Linked DNA regions of Mus musculus: region 2 is linked to region 1. The links are chromatin loops, found by intact Hi-C in ENCODE. Cell type or tissue: left cerebral cortex. All regions are shown on one strand.

Region 1 (8,000 bases):
AGTATAGAAAATGAATCTGTGTACTGGCTGTTTTTGTGTGTCAACTTGACACAAGCTGGAGTTGTCACAAAGAAAGGAGCCTCCCTTGAAGAAATGTCTCCGTGAGATCCAGCTGCAAGGCATTTTCTCAATTAGTTATCAAGGGAGGAGGGCCTAACCCATTGTGGATGGTACATCCCTGGGCTGATACTCTTGGGTGCTATAAGAAAGCAAGTTGAGTAAGCCAGTGGAAACAAGACAGTAGGCAGCATTCTTGCACTGCTTCTGCATCCCCCCATGCCTCTCCTCCTATTGATGTCCAACAAGGACATCCTCTGCTACATATTTGGCTGAAACCATGGGTCGTTTCATGTGTACTCCATGTGTACTCTTTGGTTGGTGGTTTACTCCCCGGGAGCTCTGGGGGGTCTGGTTGGTTGATGTTGTTCTTCCTAGGTGGTTGCAAACCCCTTCAGCTTCTTCAGTCTTTTCTCTGATGATTGGCTGTGAGCATCTACCTCTGTATTTGTCAGGCTCTGGCAGAGCCTTTTAGGAAACAGCTATATCAGGCTCTTTTCAACAAGCACTTCTTGGCATCTACAACAGTGTCTGGATTTGGTAACTGTATATGGGATGGATCCCTAGGTGGGGCAGGCTCTGGATGGCCTTTCCTCAGTTTCTGCTCCACACTTTGTCTCTTTATTTTACCAATTAAAAAGTAAACCTAGGGCTAGGGAGCTAGATGGCTCAGTAGTGAAAATAACTTGCCATTTCCTCAGATGATCTGAGTTTAGTTCTTGGCACTTATCTCCAATTGTTCACAATTGCTGTAACTCCCACTCTAGGGGTCTGACACTCTCTTCTGGCTGCTAAGAGCACCCACACATATGTCAAACATACATACACACTACTATTAATTAATATACATTATATATAGTAAAATATATAATATATGATGCAAAATATATAATCAATATATTACATATGATATGATTATATAATGTATAATGTGTAATGTATAATGTATACTATATAATATATAATTTAATACATAATGCATAATATATAATGTGATATGTAATATATAATATAATGCATGTTACATAATGTGTAATGTGTAACATGTACCATATAACATATACTGCATAACATATAATATGTAATATATAATATATGATATATGTATATGGTTGAATCCTTAAACAACAACGATATAAAGAAAACCAAAACAACATTGGCTGGCAGAGGATGCAGCTGGCAGAAGATATTAGAATAATATTAAAAAGATATCAATAATGTATATTTGAGGTAGTAGCAATTTGGGCTGGTAAATAAATGTGATAATATAAAAATCTCTGTAGATATTAAACAAAAGCTTTTTTGTTTCCCCAGATGTGGTGCCCCATGCTTGGAGCCCTAGTGGTTGGTAGTTAGAGACAGGAAGATCAGGGGTTCAGGGTTATATTCATCTACACAATGAGTTTGAAGACAGCTGGGTTTACATAACTTCTGCACTTCAAATAAACAAAAAGGAAAACAGAACAAAAACAAATTATTTCTTTCATATATAATCAAACTTTCCAATTTAAATTTAATAAAAGACTATCAGAATAGCTCTATTCAAAGAAGGCAAAAAATTCATTTGAAGTTATTTCTTTATAATTTTGATTGAAACAATAATTGCTTGGAAATATAGTGATGTTTGCCTTTAATCTCAGCATTTAGGATGCAGAGGCAGGTAGATATCTTTAGTTTAAGGCCAGCCTGTTGTACAAAGTGAGTTCTGGGACAGCCAAAGGTAATTAATATTTTGAATAAACAAAACATGAAATATTAGAAAGTACAAGTTAAAATAGTATCAGTTTCTCTCCTAGGATCTCTCATCTTTCTAGCCAAAGTTCTTGGAATGATAATTATTCTGTGAAATGGACACTGTTAAACTAACCAATAATGACATTTGATTATGTTTATAGAAAAATTATTTCTGAAATTTCACAAGAGTAGTTCTATTTGTAGTAGATGATAATAAACAACTCACTCCCAGTACCAACTTCTGTATCAGTCAGGGTTTTACTGCTGTGAACAGACAACATGACCAAGGCAAGTCTTATAAGAAACAACATTTAATTGGGGTTGGCTTACAGGTTCAGAGGTTCAGTCCATTATCATCAAGGTGGAAGCATGACAACATCCAGGCAAGCATGGTGCAGGCAGAGCTGAGAGTTCTACATCTTCATCCAAAGGCTGCTAGTAGAAGAATGGCTTCCAGGCACCTAGGGTGAAAGTATTAAGCCCAAACCCACAGTGACACACCTACTCCAACAAGGTCACACCTATTCCAATAAGGCCATACCTCCAAATGGTACCACTCCCTGGTCCAAGAATATACAAAACATCACAGAACCTCAATTGGCCCAAACACAAAGAATGAAGTGCTGCAGAATTCTTGGACATAAATGGAATATATATACTGCAACCCCTTATGTGAAAGGCTAAGATTAGATGCTAAAAAGGGGACTCAATGACTGTAAGTTCCAGGAGTAGTAGATGTCTACCAGGAAAGAGTGTCTTATGGTCACAGCAGGACAGCTGCACATCTGATCTCACTGTGGATGTGACACCATGTATAAGAACTATATTAGCCTTTATCATCTTAAATTCCAGCAAAGGAAGGGAAGTTTTATATGATATTCCACCCCTTCCTGGATGATCATAAATGCTTAGCTGCACAGAGAGAAAGTTCAGTTTACTCTAGACAGTTAGCCCGTGATAAGTGAGTCATACTTTAGGAGAAAGCCATAAAACCAAATATATGTGTGCAGCACAAATTGTCATTTTGCAAAAGAAAGACAGCAATAATAACAAACAACAACAACAAACAATAGTGCAAAGTTGGATGTGAAGGGAAGGTAGGTTGATTCTGAGATGTGCTGAGAGAAGAAGAGAATAGAGGTTGTACAAAGTACAACTCACAGAACTAATAAAAAGCAAAAGAACAAAGCAATTCGATCCAGAATTTCAGAGATTGCCAGTGGTTTATCTTCTTGTTCTTTAGTTCCAATAAAAGCATAGCAACTTGGAACATGTCTAAAGGAAAAAACTTACCTGAGTATGCCAACTCAGGCTGTGCACACTGCACACACTCTACAAGCTCCCAGGTGCCGTGTGGGATGATGAAACTACACTGTGTTATGAATACACAGCTGCGCATCCTGTACTCTGTAAAATGCTGTGCTGGGGTGACAGATTGCATGTAGGTGCAATGTGTACTTAGCTTGTTCCTATAAAAGACAATTTTATATTTTTGCCATTTCTAACATGGTTTAGTCCATCCTGAAAACTGCTCTTTCAATTCCAAGAGGAAAAAAAAATTGGATTGAAGAATTTTTTTGAAAGCCATTCTGCATTATTTTACAAAGATAAAACACTGTGTATCATTCTGTAAGTGTTCTTCACTTAATTAGGTTTCCCACAAGTTTTCATTCACTAGAGTAAGCAGAATAAAACTATTTAGATGAGATATCTCCAAAGCTACAAACATCTCCCTGTGCCTCCAAAGCATTAGTACCATGTAGTAACATGACAAAGTTTGCTGAACATTTATGACACTTGCACGAGATGTTGCCTGGGGCATAGTAAACAGCCAAGAATCCCTGCTAAAACACAAGCTCAGTGAATCATGCAGTAAAAGATGGCTAACTGCTATTTACAAATACAGACAGATTAGTTTGTTGTTGCATTAAACATAGTTCCATCTTGGAAAACCTTGATCTAAGTTTCAAATACAGAGTAACATCTTGGAGCTTGTCAAAAGCAAAAAGACTATATAGGGATACCAACTCAGGCAGCATAGAGCAATAATAATAATAATAATAATAATAATAATAATAATAATAATAATAATAAACCAAACAAACAAAAAACCAAGACGTAAGTGACTAAATAGTGCCTTAGAAGACACTAGAAGGCTTAGATGTTCCAAAGAAAACAAAACATACATGTGTTTATCAATATAAAAGGAGAGATTACACAACAGTTTCAAACACTTGCTCAAGTTCTGCTAATTCATATTTTCCATGATCTTATTGCTAAGCATAAGGTAAGTCGTGTTACAAACCATAGTTACTTGAGGAAATAAGTTAGAATATGTAAGTGCTTGGGTTTTATTTCAAGATTTAAGTTTGTAGGTCGTTTTTCTTTGGATAAATATTTTAACAAGATAGATGTTCACATGATCCAAGCAAAATGCTACAGTGCCACGTGTTCTCCTCTCAGTAAAGAGAAGAAATTTTAAAACCAATGTGATACCAGAGCAACAATGTAAAATGAATCTCTTTCCCCATTTCCCCTTTTCCCTTAGCTCATTCCTCTCTCATTACACATTACCCAAATATAACAACATGTTTATATGACTACATTCATAGCAAACTATTTCTTGATAGTATTAAGTAACAGAAACTACATTTATTTTCTTATCTGAAACAAGTAGAAACTTTTGACTCAGTGGATAGCAGACAAGAAGGGAGAGTGATGCATAAGGATAAAAATAAATGACCTAAGCCCTAATTTTATCCACATCTTTTCCTATTGCAAGTTTCCAGGGTGTATCAGAGGAGGGATGAACCCAGAACAGACATTTGCTTATTCTGCAAAATTGGGACTAAAGAGCAGGGACCCAGGCACAGAAAAGAGTGGGCTAGAATCCATAGGACAAGGAAATTAAGAAATGGGTGCAGATAGCGTCACTGCAGATACCTTCAGAGGTCTATTCAACCTTTATGGGAGGATACACCAAAAACTACCAGGAAGGGTTGCATTAGAATGTTAGAGTAGAAGCTGTCAGTGGGAGTCAGTTTTCCCCCTGAGTTGTATTTGGAAATATAATGAATAGACATGAGCAAATGATGCTACCAGACATTCTACAATACACAGTAAAAATCCCACAACACTCAATTATCCAGTTTAAATGACTCTAGTGCTGAAGAACCATGCACAGAGATGAGGGCATGTGACAGAAGCTTGATTGGGCTGTTTATGATCCTCTGAGTGGAAATCCTAATCGAAAGAAAATCAAGCAATTCAGGAAATTCACATAGGACTAAGTTCTGGTCCAATTTTACATTACAATGCACAAAACAACCTCCACACTAAGAACAAATAACTAAATAAATCAATAATTTCCAAGAAACTTGAGCAAGCAAAATATATTTCAAGAATGCATTCAGACATCATACAAAATTCTCAGCATACACAAAATATGTACAGCATGACTTGGTGAAACACCAGAAAGAAGGGAGGGGTAGAAAAGATAAAATGAGCTTGACTTTGTCCATAGAAAGGATAATAGTATAGGAAGAAAACCAAATTAACAAAAGAAACTCTTGCAAATAAGAAGGAACTGCTACAAAACTTAAAGGATGTAAAGGCTAATATAGTGTGATGGATAGTTTTATATCATCTTGACACAAGCTCAAGTCATTTGAGAGGAGGGAGGTTCAGTTAAGAAAATGACTCCATAAGACTGGGCTGCAGGCAAGCTGGGAAGCTATTTTCTTAATGAGTGATTAGTACTGGAGGGTCCAGCCTATTGCAGTTGTCTCCATCCCAGGGCTGGTGGTCCTAGGGTCTGTAAGAATGGAGACTGAGAAAACTATGAGGAGCAGGCTAGTAAGTGCCACACATCTATGGCCTCCCATCAGCTTCTACCTCCTGGTCCCTGCCCTGCTTGAGTTCCTGCTATGACTTCCTTTAGTGATGACTATGATATGGAAGTGTAAGCCAAATGAACCCTTTGCTCCTCCAGGTTTCTTTGGACATGGTGTTTCATCACAGGAATAGAAACCCTAAGACATATGACAAAGTCAAGTACAACCCCACATGTATCTTCATACTATATAAACCCAACAAAGTCTGACAAAATACTTAGGGGGGCTACAAAAAAACCTTGTTGAAATAAATTAAAAATATGCTAAAAGTATGGGGAGATACTCCACATTCCTGACTAGAAAGAAAGTTTTGTCCCCACAATAGCACGTTCCACTTTGATATATTAACTTTAATGTCATAAAATTACTTTGAGGCAAAGGCACCTAAACAATTTGATATGATACTATGCATTAAAATTCTGACAAAAGGCACATATGTAAGAGCCCATGGACTGCTGAACATTAACTGAATAGAAATTCATAATTGTGAAAAAATAGAAAGTTGTAAACCAATAACAAAAGTCATATTGAACCATCCTTGATCCCCTGCAGCAGGAATTTTCCAGTAGCTTCTATGTTCGACATAGTATTTTCATGAGGTCTAGATAAAACTCTTGAATTACGTCATTAATTTTGACGGACTTCAAGCTTCATGCAACCTAATGATGCAACTATTTTTGAATCCTAAGGAAGAGGTTTTCCTACTTTGCAATAGCAATATTCTAACAAACCGATGCCTGACCAACATACTATGGACATACAAGGATTCGTGAATGTGTTATGTTCTTTAACTATTGGAAATTCATGTACTACCAGAGCAGCACATCTGATTCATGGTTGCTTAAATCCACAGCCACATTCCTTCATATTAGGTCCAGAACTAAATTCTTTTTAAAATTTACCTTAAAAGTTGTGATAACTTACATAAAATTAAGATTTAAAAAAAAGTTGGAAGATTGAAATAGAGTAACTGAGCAGAGTATGTCCTCCTTTGACAAAACTGAAGTCAGCAAGCAAAAACAGATATTGAAATAATGGTAAATGGTTATTGTTTTACTCAAGTAAAGAAAACACTATGGTTTCTCAAAATTAATGTGCATTCTTAAGTAAAAAAAAAAAAACCCTAAGAACTTTATTCACATAACCACTACTTATTGACACAGGAATGTATTTTGCTGGCAAACAATTTCCTGAGCATTTTCATTATAAGGTGTCTGACTGTCTTAGTCAGTGTTCTATTGCTATGAAAAGACATTATTGCCACAACAACTTTTATTAAAGAAAGTATTCATTGAGGCTTGCTTACTTACATTCAGAGGTTTAGTTCATTATTGCCATGATGTGAAGCATCGTGGCATGCAGGCAAATCTGGTGCTTGGGATGTAGCTGAGAGTTCTTCATTGAATTGCCAGTCAGCAGGAAGAGAGACTGGGTCTAGCTTAAGCATTTGAAACCCCAAAGCCCAACACTTGTAGCACACTTCCTACAACAAGGCCATACTCCAAAAGGAACCACATTTCCTAATACACATTAAGTAGTGAAATTCCCTAACTACCAACCATTTAAATCTATGATCACATTTGGGCCATGCTTCTTCAAACCACCACACTGAAATCCTCAATTTTAGGAAACAGTTTAAGAAGAAAAAAATAGTAGACACATTACTGGCATACTTTGCTTTAAATCATACACCAAGCACATCTTCAGAAGATTGGTATGAAAGGCAGGAACTTTTCTGAGCATGCCAAGCTTACATCATAAATATGGTGGACAGAAATACTTCTGGACATATCCAAATTCTTTTTCCCAAGTAGCTCTTTGAAACTGATGAAACATTTCATCTACAGGAGCACTAAGATGAGAGTTTGTTTCTAAAGAAATATGCCTCACTGAGTCTATAATAATAATAGTAAACATCAAAACATACTATAACCCAGAAAGCAAGATTCAAGTATAGGTATAGACAGACATATCAGTTGACTAGAATAGAAAGCCCAGATGCAGGCTCTGACAAAGACATGTAAACAGTGCCATGGAGATAAGACAGCTTCATCAACAGAAGGATCTGAAAATAACTTGACATCTCCAAAACACAAAAGAGTGCTGATAACTGACATAGACCTTATAAACTTCACAAAATTTACCTCTAAATGGAGCAGAAGCTTAAATTTAAGCTCAGAACCATACAACTCTACAATAAACCAAAGCAGAAAATATATATAAACTTGGGTTTGATATAATACCAAAGAACTGACAAGGAAATTTGATTACATTAAAATTTAGGTGTTTTTTTTTTTTTTGGTCTGGAAGAAAAAG
Region 2 (8,000 bases), 870 kb after region 1:
CATAATTAGAAATCAATTACTTTTCAGTATTACAAGTACATTGTAATCTCAATAATATAAAATTGTAATTTATGTGTTCCAATTATATACCATTATTTGTTAACATTTAATTGTTAGTACATAAAGCATATTAGCTAAAACTTTAACTCAATTTTGTGCAATTCTGAATTAATATGTTTCCTATGCAAAATGAGCAATACTCTTTTAATGTGATATTCTCTCACATGCACTGAAGATGCAAATTAATAGACTAGAAGAGGCAGGTAATCTACAATTTTAATTTACAATTAATTATTCCCTGTGAAGTACTATTTCTAATTTAATCTAATTTATTCACCTTATTCATCTAAACTGTATAAATAGTTGCAACCTTCTATGTTTGTACAAAGTTGATAAAGGCTTATATTCTCCTCTTTATAGACATCACTGTTTCCATTTGACATAGAGTGGATAATGGCCTGATAGGTGATCTTTACTCATTTCAGGGTTAGCATTAATTGACTGAAAAGCCAAATCTCTTACACATCCTTTCTGTAAAACTGTCTGTTCCTTTAGCCAGAATGCGGAAGTTAGTTCTAGAAATAAACCCAGTTTATATCAAAACGACAAAAACAAACAAACAAACAAACAAAACACCTGAAAACATACTTCATGACAGTAGACTGTATGTGACAGGCAAGGGAAAACTTAAAAAATCTCCGCTTATATCCAGGGAACATCAGGCATGTCTATTTCCAACAAATATGTTACACTCAGTGAAACTGAAGAAGAAGAAGAAGAAAAAAAAAAAACCTGTAGTCCAAACAAGTGAACTACTAAATTCTTCCAGAGCCTTAGAGAAGAACTAACAATAGACTCTTTAAAGTATTCATTAAATAGAAGAGAAATTAAAGATGAAGGTGACATGATCAGTAAATATATAAAAAATGTTCAACATTTGTCTATCATTCCAGTCAATATAGCAATTACCAAAAACAAAAAGAAAAAAAATCAAACAAGAGCCTGGCAAAATGGCCAAACGCCCAAGAAGTAGGGGGATGCTGGAGCAGTGGAGTGGGACAGTTTAGGTGTGTGGGGGAGCACTCTCATACAGGCAAAATGGAGGGGGGAGGGCAGATGTAGAATGATGGAGGTGGTGAAAGGGTAACTGGGAAGTGGGATAACATGGGATGAGGGGTTAGTGGAGGAGGTAACCAGGAGTGGGATATCATTTGAGATGTAAACAAATGGAATGATTAATAATAATTTAAAAGAGGGGGGAAAAGAGTACATAACTGCTCTTGCAAACCAAAATTTGGTTCCCAGCACTATTTTTTTCATCATTTTTTAATTAGATATTTTCTTCATTTACATTTCAAATGCTATCCCAAAAGTCCCCCAGACCTCCCCCCACTCCCCTATCCACCCACTCTCACTTCGTAGGCCTGGCTTTCCCCTGTACTGAGGCATATAATGTTTGCAAGACTAAGGGGTCTCTCTTCCCAATGATGGCCGACTAGGCCATCTTCTGCTACATAGGCAGCTAGAGGCACGAGCTCTGGGGGGTACTGGTTAGTTCATTATTGTTGTTCCACCTATAGGGTTGCAGACCCCTTAAGCTCCTTGGGTACTTTCTCTAGCTCCTCCATTGGGGGCCCTGTGATCCATCCAATAGCTGACTGTGAGCATCCACTTCTGTGTTTGCCAGGCACTGGCATAGCCTCACAAGAGACAGCTATATCAGGGTCCTTTCAGCAAAATCTTGTTGGCGTATGCAATGGTGTCAGCGTTTGGAGGCTGATTATGGGATGGATCCCCGAGTGTGGCAGTCTCTAGATGGTCCATCCTTTCGTCTCAGCTCCAAACTTTGTCTCTGTAACTCCTTCCATGGGTGTTTTGTTCCCAATTCTAAGAAGGGGCAAAGTGTCCACACTTTGGTCTTCCTTCTTCTTGAGTTTCATGCATTTAGCAAATTGTATCTTATATCTTGGGTATCCTAAGTTTCTGGACTAATATCCACTTATCAGTGAGTACATATTGTGTGAGTTCTTTGGTGATTGGGTTACCTCACTCAGGATGATGCCATCCAGGTCCATCCATTTGCCTAGGAATTTCATAAATTCATTCTTTTTAATAGCTGAGTAGTACTCCATTGTTTAAATGTACCACATTTTCTGTATCCATTCCTCTGTTGAGGGGCATCTGGGTTCTTTCCAGCTTCTGGCTATTATAAATAAGGCTGCTATGAACATAGTGGAGCATGTGTCCTTCTTACCGGTTGGGACATCTTCTGGATATATGCCCAGGAGAGGTATTGCTGGATCCTCCGGTAGTACTATGTCCAATTTTCTGAGGAACCGCCAGACTGATTTCCAGAGTGGTTGTACAAGCCTGCAATCCCACCAACAACGGAGGAGTGTTCCTCTTTCTCCACATCCTTGCCAGCATCTGCTGTCACCTGAATTTTTTATCTTAGCCATTCTGACTGGTGTGAGGTGGAATCTCAGGGTTGTTTTGATTTGTATTTCCCTGATGATTAAGAATCCCAGCACTAATTTTTAATGGATCACAGCAACAAGGGGGACAAAAAGAGGGGCAAGCAGAGAGAGAGAGAAATAGAACAAAACTTTTAAAAAAGAAACCAAATCCCAATGAATGCTGGAGAGGCCGCAGGCAAAAGTAAAGAGCCCTTATAAACTATTTTTGGGAGTAAACAACTACTATGGCCACTATGAAAATCACTATAAATACTCTTTCAAATAACTAAAAATGCAATCTCCATATGACCCACTTGTAGCTATATAGTCCACAGTATATGTGCAAAGGACTCACAGTAAGCATGCCAACAGAAGTCCTAACACAACAGTATTTAATGCAGCCCTATACTTGAGTTATGGAATCACCTAAAATAACCATCAACAGATGAATGAAGAATATATGCTTGAGCTGACAATGTCCCCCACAAGAACCATAGGCTAACAAAAACCCAATGCCATGCATGAGAAAGACTTTTGAACATTTGAGCAATGCCATGCAAGTGACTCCCTAGATAACAAACACTACTGATAAGGCCTTTGGTTGCTTCTCAGAGGTTGAAGGTAAGCTCTGATTGCTGAAGTCACTGATCAGTTGGGACACCAAGCCTGAAAGGCTGCTCCCTTCAGTCCAGCTTACATGATACCAGAAAATCCTGTACAGGCTGCCGAGGGAGGGAAGCAACTAGAGGTCTTACCCAGATGTGATACCTGTGAAGCACCTGCTGGCCAGCACAGCCAGGTGCAGTCAAAACCATGCACATCTTGGTAGGAATCCACAGCTACCGTGTTGGATGTAAGGCCCACTCGAGAGCTGGGAAATCATGCCTAGAACTAAAACCTAACCAATATCCAGGGCTGGCAAAGTCACTGGAAACTTGTCAACTATTTCTACTTTACTAGACCCCATAATTCCTTACTGCACTCTAATCTTACCCTCACACCCACAGATAAGTGTGACTATCACACCTGATTGAAGAATTGTCTCTTCACAGCAAAGAGTGCACCACAGAAGGCCACAACTGGATACAATGCAGTCATCAATGATATAGCTACGTCACAGCTCATGAAGCTATGGTCTAAGGAACACCATGAAAGGAGGTACACCAAGACTGTAGGGGCTAGAATATGAGGGAGTCAGCTGTGAGACGCTCTCTCCTAGAAATAGCTACATAAACAACAGGATCAATGACAATGTCAGTAGACTAGCTAACATGGAGGGACAATATTGTAGGGCTCCCCCTCTATACAATGAACTATAGACAATCAATGACTGCTGGGAGAGAGAGATTGGACTCTCTCCCAAGGATGAGGCCCTTAAGAGTTTTCCAATAACAAGTGGGCAATCCTGAAACCATATATGCACAAACAACAAAACTAGTCTCAAGAGATTGTACTTAAATGTGTGCATGTGATAAATATATATCAATAATAATCATGATTAAAGAAAAGGTTACTACTAATTTGAGAGTGTGAATCACTGGTAGGCTGTAGGAAGGGTACCTGGGATGGCTGTAGATCTCCTTTCTACCATACACCTGCTAGGCCCATGAAACAAGTGCTGCATGCTTTCTCTCACAGTTATGAACTAAAGTTCATTTTTAAAACAAGACCTGAACTCTATGGATCAGCATAATGAAGTGTGTGAGAGTGTGTGTGTGTGTGTGTGTGTGTGTGTGTGTGTGTGTGTTTCTTGTGGTTTTTTATTCTGATTTTTCTGGGTATCTCTTGTTGATGTATACATGTTTGCTTGCTTCATAAAGAGAAAGTAAGAAAAGGCACAGAATTGAGTGTGTTGGAAGGTGAGAGGATCTGTGAGGGGCTGAGGGAAGAGAAGCCATGATTGGACTATATTGTATGGATAGAATTTGTCAATGAAAAAAGAAAAATTAAATAATAACTCAATAGCTTCACTTAGAAAAAATTAAAAATTGCAGATTCTCCTAACAGAAAATGTATGCACCCAAACACGAAGAGGAGCAGAAGGTGCAGCAGGTCCAGACTATGACAAACCATCCAACGCATGTGTGTACTTGGATCCCAGGAGCAGGAAAGGATACGGCATAAGAAATATATGAAGAAACCACAGACAAGAATTATTTCAAGTGGACAACACACAGCAAGCAAAGATGGAACAGCTCTGCAAATTTCAGACAGATGTACTGAAGAGAAAGCAACACTTAGTCATACCAAAGATACAAGTGAGAGACACAAAAGCATCCACTCGGTTCACAGGAAAATCCATCTGTAGCACAGCCCACTTCTCACTGGAAGCCACACAGTGGCATCATTAAAGTACTGAAAATAACTAGCACCCTAAAATTTTACATCCAAAGAGTTATTCAAAATCTATACAAAATAGGCCTTTTCAAACAAACCAAGCCTACAATAACACAGCAGCAGCAGAGGCAAACAAGAAGCAGCACAAGGTGCCTGTCTTTCAGGGAGGCATTGAAAACTCCAGTCCATAGCCTGAAAATGCAGAAAGAAGTGAATTTCCTGGTAATGGTATACCCGTGAATTCAGGTGATGCACAGCAACAATATTCAGAGTTTAAAACATACTATCTAGAATGTGATAATATATCAAAATGGCATGAAAGTGCTCTAAGTTAGGGTTGTTGGAGACATGGTGAGACTAGTTGTTTTTATTGGCTGGCAATGATCAAAGGATGCCCCTGGGACTCTGATGGGAAAACATGAAGCGGAACTAAAACCAATGAACTAATGGTACATTTTACACAAAGCACAGCAAAACTTTCTAAAAACTACTGAAATTCATGAGAGGTCCCTCAAAACCACTAGGGTAGGCTTGATGTACTATTTTCATAATCAGAATTAAAATAGGGTATATATCAAACTGAATCTTTATCAAAGAAGAAATATGTGAAAAGATATGAGGAAAATGTTTGAGATGAAGTTTACAAATCAAAAAGCATCTGCCAATCAAAAGACTAAAAACCCGTAGAGCAGTCACAGGTAGATTAACTTTGTTCATTTCTCAACTCTTTAACAAACTGCTGAATTTAATGGAAATAAGTTGACAGCAACCAGATAGCTATCGTGACGACCTTCAGATACCCTGTGTGTGTGTGGGGGGGGGGGGGGGACCTTTGAGAAAAAAAATCAATAAAATAAAAATGTCTATAAATGATATCCTGCTCCAAGTTGGCAAGTACGGCTAGTTTTAGGTACTAACAGAAGAGTCAAGGCTCCTGAGCTGGAGACAAAAGGTTTTACCCATCCTGACACAGCCCTCAGCAGCAGACGGTGACAACTCTCCTTGCTCAGAGGGCACCATGGAGAGCAGAAGGGTGGGGCCATTAGATACCAGCAAACCGCAGCTTCCTTGTGGGCAAAAGCAGGTGTATAAGGGACCTAAGTCTTTTAGGATGGGCAGCTAGCATGAGCTCTGCTTGAGGCAAGGGTAGAAGAGCTTTAAACGTTGCTTGCTACAAAATAATACTGAAAAGGGAACTGTGAAAAAATGTGCAAAAGCAATAAAACATTTACATAGAAAACAAATGCTGAAGGTGTCTGCTTAGAAAACAAATCTGTAAAAATACGCTTCAAAAATTTAGAAAGCTGAAAACATAATGTTTAATCATATGTTTTATGTACAATAAAATGCAAATTTTAATTCGGAGCACTGAATTAAACGTGTAATTCCTGCCTTTAAATTCTCAAACATATCATATAGTGGTTTGCTTCCCTGCCAGTGCTGATGCCTCGTCTTAATCATACCACCCAGAGTCAACACTTGCAAAATCTGATTCCAGCTTAATTGCTTCAAGCTATGACCAGAGCATCAAGATTTTAAAACGTCCTTAGACACTGCAATGACAACCAGCTTAGGAAACCATTCCTGCAAACAGTCAGCCATTTCACATTGTAATACTCTGAATTTGGGACATAGTGTTTTAAAGTCAGTTATAAAAATAAAAATGGGATGTAAGGTTTCACTTGTTTCTGGGTTATTTATGCCTTCCATTTCCCAAGCATCATCAATAAACATAAATCCTGAGTGATGAGAAACAATGTCACTTGTGGCCAAGGAGGTGGCTAAGCAGGGAAAGGATCAGCTGGCAAGGCTGAGGCTCAAGTTCATCTCAAGAACCTATATGGTAAAGGTAGAAAGCTGACCTTTGCAAGTTATGCTCTGGCCCTCACAGATATCACATGGCATGTGAACACACACACATACACACACACACACACACACACACACACACACACTGTTTTAAATGCTGTTGTGTAACCCAGTACCATTTCTAGTGAGTTTATAATAAAAATTCTCATAAAATATACTATAGTTATATAATTATATTATATATACTTCTGCATAATCTATAATACTATATAATTACATATTATATATTATAAAACTATATTGCATAAGCCTGTCTTAAACCAAAACCTAATTAATAAACTAATTCCTCCACTGAATCAAAATCTCAAGCTCCCATTCTTAACTACTGGTCCCTACTGCTTGCCTTACCCACAAAGAACATTCTCCTTGTTAGAACACTTACCATTTTTAAACTGGCCATCTGGTTAACTCTCCCTAAATCTCAACTATTCTGTAGCAAATATGCCCATTGCTTTGTCTGAAGCTCTGAGCCTTCACTTTCCCGACTACTTTTCCTTGAACATAACTTTAGTGCAGACTTTTATCAAACATGATGTTTGTGATCTCTAGAACTTCAGTTTGTATGGATTTTTATTTTGGTTTGGATTTTTTTTTCTTCTGCTGTAATTCATCTGCTGACTGTGATCAGTCTTCTACTTTTTATGACACATAGAATATTGTAATAAGAAGAGCTTACCATACTTGCCTAGCAATTCTATTATTACATCATAAATAAAATAAAGTAAAATGAAAAAATGAGTGTCTTGCTAGAAACCTATCACCTGATAATCACTAGGCCCAGGACCACGGAAAGCTTTTTTCTGAGCTGTGAACAAAGTTCGAGGCACAGAAGAACCAAATCCAGTTTTCGGTTGTTTCTTCAAGCAGGGTTTTTTAACCTGGGCTTTTACAATGTTGGTTGAGATATCATAAAAGCCAGGACCTAAAATTATAAAGAACATTATGTATAAGAATAAGCATACTTTTAAGAACTTTTTTTTAACTCAGTAACATTAAGTAAACTTTTTAAAAGGAAGTCATATATTTCTGGCTATATAGCATAGATACTTTTTAAAGTTTATCAACGGCTTTCAAAGTTAATGAGCAAACGTGATTGAGTGTCAGAAGCATGCAGAAAAAACAGTGACAACATTCTAAATTATTCCACTTACATGAAACTTTAGAAAAATTAAAGCACATGGGCTCAGAGGTTGCCTGGGGACAGGAATGGAGGTGGACACTAATGTCAAGGGTGCATGTGAGAAGTTTTACATGATGGGACTATTTCAAAACTTGTTAATAACGGAGGTTAGCCAGTGTAAAAGAAAGCTGGCAGTGTGGCACCATTTGTAAGCCATA

What was found. Hi-C counts contacts between places; a loop is a spot of excess contacts. Peaks named below come from ENCODE experiments on the same cell type or tissue, not always from the same donor. Only the 100,000 strongest peaks of a DNase experiment are listed, where the experiment ranks them.
Region 2: it touches region 1 in a loop (5-fold over the local background); 2 of 42 quality-filtered maps call a loop at or near these places.

What each region holds. Positions count from the first base shown.
Region 1 is chr3:140,174,858-140,182,857 of GRCm38, reverse strand. No RefSeq gene overlaps it. Among named protein-coding and RNA genes, the nearest start is that of Mir7j, 150 kb to the right of the region's middle. In left cerebral cortex, no CTCF peak of the experiment used is centred here; DNase peaks (open chromatin) are centred at 2,781, 3,182 and 3,561; H3K27ac peaks cover 245 bases.
Region 2 is chr3:139,308,666-139,316,665 of GRCm38, reverse strand. Stpg2 (sperm tail PG rich repeat containing 2) reads right to left here. Exons shown (of 14, transcript NM_198659.2): 9 at 7,424-7,584. Among named protein-coding and RNA genes, the nearest start is that of Gm24260, 110 kb to the left of the region's middle. In left cerebral cortex, no CTCF peak of the experiment used is centred here; a DNase peak (open chromatin) is centred at 4,740.